Regions from separate parts of the Mus musculus genome. Here region 2 is linked to region 1. A link is a loop called in an ENCODE intact Hi-C map of the cell type or tissue named here. Cell type or tissue: heart. All regions are shown on one strand.

What was found. A loop is a pair of places that touch in the nucleus more often than their neighbours do. Peaks named below come from ENCODE experiments on the same cell type or tissue, not always from the same donor. Only the 100,000 strongest peaks of a DNase experiment are listed, where the experiment ranks them.
Region 2: a loop joins it to region 1, with 2.9 times the contacts of the local background. A loop is called at or near these places in 5 of 42 quality-filtered maps.

The regions. Positions count from the first base shown.
Region 1 is chr15:8,444,267-8,446,766 of GRCm38, forward strand. It overlaps Nipbl (NIPBL cohesin loading factor), which reads right to left and starts at 197. Exons shown (of 47, transcript NM_027707.3): 1 at 1-197. LOC102634078 reads left to right here. Exons shown (of 3, transcript XM_017316813.1): 3 at 1-1,597. The coding sequence ends at 1,025. In heart, CTCF peaks have their summits at 1,198 and 2,313; DNase peaks (open chromatin) are centred at 405, 885, 1,215, 1,845 and 1 weaker place; H3K4me3 peaks cover 2,500 bases; H3K27ac peaks cover 2,459 bases.
Region 2 is chr15:8,108,068-8,110,567 of GRCm38, forward strand. Nup155 (nucleoporin 155) reads left to right here and starts at 1,246. Exons shown (of 35, transcript NM_133227.3): 1 at 1,246-1,535. The coding sequence starts at 1,379. In heart, a CTCF peak has its summit at 992; a DNase peak (open chromatin) is centred at 1,184; H3K4me3 peaks cover 2,123 bases; H3K27ac peaks cover 1,659 bases.

The DNA.
Region 1 (2,500 bases):
GTAGAGCCGGGGGGAGAGCAGCCGAGAAGACAAATCGCGGCTTCTTCTTCGTCCTCCTCCTCCTTCTCCCACATAGAAACACTCACACAAACACCCGGCCGGGGGCCCCGAGCTACCGGGGGGGCATCGCCGCGGGCCCGGGAACCAATCCTCCTGGCGGCGGGGGCGTCCCTCCCTGGCGGCTTTGCTGGTGTCGGGTGAGTCGGTACCGACGGAGGGAGGGAGGGACGGGAGGGCGGGCGGGGGGGAAGGAGCCCAGTGTGTGTGTGTGTGTGTGTGTATGTGTGTGTGTGTGTGTGTATGTGTGTGTGTATGTGTGTGTGTGTCTCTCTCTCTCGTTCCGTCTCTCCCTCTCAGAACAAAATGCCGACCGGAAGTGCAGCTGCAGGAATGACTCCCTCCGCCGGCGCCAAACACTAACAACCACCCCCTCTTCCCTACTCCACTTCCGCCGCCGCCACCGCCGCCGCCGCCACTCGGGCTCGCAGCTCTGCCTCAGCGCGCCGGCTCCCGCGGGCTCCGGAGGCGCGGCGGCGGCGGCGACAGCGGCGGAGGCAGCGGGAGCAGCAGCGGCGGTTCTGCTCCGTGCCCTTGTCCTGTGCAACGGACGGCCGTGGATGCTGCCCGTGGGGTCGCTTCTGCAAGACGGCGTCTACGCCGTTGCTCGGGTGACCGGCTTGATTTTTTTTTTTTTTTTTTCCTTTTGGTCCCCCTCGAGGCGACAGCAGCCGGGCGCTGGTCCGCTGTGGTGGCGTGAGGCCGGGATCTCCCTCTTCTCAGGCGCTCCGGGCCTCATAGCCCCCCACCCTCAATCCCGGAGAAGGCGGCCAGCCGAGGCCGCGCTGCTCTCCCTGACTGGCCGGCCCCGGGCCCCGGGGGGAAGCCGAGCTCCCGCTGCCGGCGGGTTGGATGCCGACCTTTCAAACGCTGTTCCCGCAGCCGTGATGGATGGATCGTCCCGGGAGCGGCCGGATCCTATGTCTGTCTGGGTTATTTTCTGCGAAGAACACAGTCCTCGGAGGTGAAGACTCCCAGCCTGGCTGAGTTGGAATCGTGATCGTGGTGGTGGTGGTGCATTAATTTCTGGAAATACGAGAGGGCTGCTGGACTTGCCTCTTTTTTTTTTTTTTTTTTTTTTTTTTTTCCTTTTTGGCGGTGGTTTTGATTGCCTCCCTGGTAGTCGGGATAAGGCCTGTAGGCGACGCTGTGCAAGCAAGGAGCCGGTCGCTCTGGCGCTGCGATCTAGGTGTGGGTGGAGCCCAGGCCATCCTGACGCCGGGCACCGGAGCCCCGGCACCGGCGCACTTCAAAACATCGTTTTCCTCTGTATGTTGAAAACTCAGAGGCTCTGGACAAGGCTGGAGTACAAAATGTGAATACGAATACAGTACCGTACCCGATGGTAGTGTCTTACTGTAAAACCGGAGGGCATTTCATCGCCACACAGTTTTCTGTTTGCTTGCTTGTTTGTTTGTTTGTTTTTGTATAAATTGTAAGGGGGCTAATTCTTCAGGTAAAAAGTGCCAGTAGGTAAGCACATTTTACTCAGGAGGAACCATATTATATTTTTTTAAATAAAATAAGTTGTCAGCGTTAATCGTTTGCTTGTCTATGCACTGATGTATAGGACAGCTCGCCTACAGGTTATTCTTTTGCTTTAGAAGTCACTGGGGGTGAGGTGTTAAAGATTTTGTCATTTCTGCACTCCTGACACTAGATGACTATCGCGACCAGAGGGAGTAAGTCAGGGCGGTGACTTCGGCCCAAGGAGTCCTGCAAGTGGGGGAAAAGGTCCGGGCTTGATATCCGTGCAAATAGAACTAAGCCTCGCCATGCTTCTGCCGTCCCCTTCCCCAGAGTGCCCCTGGGACTTGGCGGCGCCCTCGTCATCAGGGTTTTGCCCCATGTCACCCTGGTGCCTCCAGCACTTCTGTTTACCTTCCATGTTGGCGGCGTCGTTCTCATTTTTTCCTCCGGGCTTTCTATCTCGTCTGGCTCTTTTTCCCCAGTAGCCTTCAGGGCTTCAGGAAATGAAGTTTAACTTTCCTTCGCAGGTGTTCTGCATAGCGCGCTGTGGATGGCTCAGTCACTCCCCTCCCTCACTTCTGAACTCTACCCTTTACTATGAGTTTATCAATACCTAACAGAACTTTTATGAAAGACGGTGAAAACTGGAAAAATGTTTAGATGGAACCGAGATAAGGTTATTAGAGGTCAGGAGAAAGCTCTCTTCTAGACATTCGAAAGCTCATAAAGATGATTGCTTTTAGGTTTCTCTAGATGGCATGGCAGAGGCCTGGACATTTGTTGATCACGTGGCCTTGCCCCTAGTGGGCTAATTCATATTACTCTAGTGACTCACAAAAATGCATTCTTAATCCTGTCTGCCCCCCCCCCCCCCCTTTCTTGCAAATACATGCAAGACTGACTGACTGACTGAACCGAAGTCTAAGAATTTGATTGGCTCGGCTCAGATACAGCAGCATTACTGGAAAAGTTC
Region 2 (2,500 bases), 340 kb before region 1:
CATAGCCCAGTCTGGCTTCCAACTACAGGTGCCTGCCTCTATGCCTGGACCTTGAGAGGCATTTACTTTGTCTCTGTAAAAGTGTAGTAATTTGGTATTCCCAACAGCAGGCACGATTCCTGACACAGTACATACTCGGTTTCCTAGAATCAGACCATCTGTTGAATGCATCCATTATTTAATATCCTTGTGCTCTGAGATGAGAACAGATGGATCAGATGAGTGTTCTCCCAAGGCAACAAGGGAGAAAGGTATACAGCAAGAACAAACACTTTTTTCTTCTTTTTCTTGAGACAGACTCTCAAGTTTACTACAAACTTGCCACACAGCCGAGGATGAACTTATCCTCCTGCCTCCACTTCCTAAATCCGCTGGCAGGACCCATCACACAGTATCTCCCTTCCCGCCTCTGTTTGTTTTGAGTTAGGAACACATTCCGTAGCACGCTATCTGGAACTCACCAAATGACACAGTAATCCTTTTGCCGAAACCATAGGACGCGTATTAACAGGCATGAGACACCGTCCAACGCTGACCTCCAACCAAAAAATTTCGCAAAGCCACAAAGCCAATGACCCAGACACGCACATGGGAAAATTCAATAAATTCTTTCTTGGGGGCCGGGGGGGGGGGTGGTGGTTGAGACAGTGTTTCTCTGTGTAGCCCTGTCTGTCCTGGAACTCACTCTGTAGACCAGGCTGGCCTCGAACTCAGAAATCCGCCTGCCTCTGCCTCCCAAGTGCTGGGATTAAAGGCGTGCACCACCACCGCCCAGCAATCCAATGAATTCTTAATTCACCCCCATTATTTGAAACGCTGTGAGTTTCTGGCTCACAGGTAAACTTTCTGGAACTAGCGATCAATTTCTAACTACTGTTAGAAGTTATCAGGGAACCACGGTAATGGATGTGTGCCACTCTTCAGCCGTCGCCACATTCCAAACTGGGGGTGGGGCTCAAAGCAAAGAATCAGCACGCGCGATGTCACCACCGCACAGGCGACCGCAAGGGGACATCAACCCCACTCCAGCACCCGAAGTTCCTCTTCCCTCTCCCCCCCGCCCCGCCCCCAGTCCCCTCCCCTCTCCCGTATCCTCTTCCCTTCTCCTCCTCCCTTCCCTAGGCCATCTCCAAATTCAACTCTAGTCTCCTCCCTCACGCCTTCGCCAATGTCCGACACTCAACTGCTTCCTCTTCCCGTCCCAGAAGCGGCGTCTTCCAGTGCCGGGGAGGACGAACCGGAAGTGCGTCATGACCTGGCGCCCAGTTATTCGTTTTCCGCGCGCGTTCCGAGGAGCGGTTTTGGGCTCTCTTCGTTTTTCTCACGGTTCTCCACGGGTTTGGAGTGTTTCTATAAGGCGGTGGCCACGATTGCCGACATGCCATCGGTGCTGGGCTCTATGATGGTGGCCTCTACGTCGGCCGCCGCCTCCCTGCAGGAAGCTTTGGAAAACGCGGGGAGGCTTATCGATCGACAGTTGCAAGAAGACCGCATGTACCCGGACCTTTCTGAGCTGCTCATGGTGTCGGCCCCAAGTGAGTGATCGGTCCACTGGACGCTCTGTTTCCCCACCATAGGATTCTAGTCCGATTCCCCTGTCTTCTTCTCTGTACGTTGGTGCCCTCGTGAACATTCAGAGATTAGGGCTTGGTTTCTTGAAAACACGACAAACAGCAACCGACTTTTAGCTTTTATTGCTTATTTCTTCTTGTCTACACTTTATTTACTGTAGATACTCGAGGAGGTAAGAGCAAACTCATTAAGTCCAAATGAGAAGAATCCTCTGATCCAGATTCCATTTCTGTGCATTTTTTGCTTCGATAATGCTCGCTCAGAAAAGCAAGCGAGTTAATTTGGAAATCTGCCGCGTTCTCTCAGAGTCATGTCATACGTGTAGAGTTAGTATATTTGTGAGTGCCGGGACTAACTAGGAAAGAAATATAGGGGTCAGAAGGCTAACTGACAGGGAGAGCAGAACTAAGTTTATCTGCCAACAGAGGAGATAATTTGGAAGAATTTGCCTTAACTTTTAAAACTTGTTACCAGCTAAAGGTTTGTGGAGTTGCATTAGTTGCTACAAAATGTTTCTTGTGAAATGAAAGTTGGAGAAAAACAGAAATGTAACATGCAGGTGAGACTTGGTGAGAAAAAAAAATGGGTGGGAGTAACTTAAACAGAATAATCAATCAAAAGTAGCCCAAAGCACATGAGCAATGACTTGTAAAAATCTATTAAGAGATTTTTATTTTTTTAACCAGAAATACTGACAGCAGCCAGATAGTGGTTGTCCATTCCTTTAATCTCAGCATTTGGGAGGCTGAGGCAGGCGGATCTCTGTGGGTTCCAGGCTAGGCTGGTCTATAGAGGGTGCTCCACAGCTGCCAAAGCTACACAGAAAAACCTTTAATCCCAGCACTTGGGAGGCAGAGGGAGACGGATTTCTGAGTTCGAGGACAGCCAGGGCTATACAGAGAAACCCTGGGGGGGGGTGGGGTCGTTG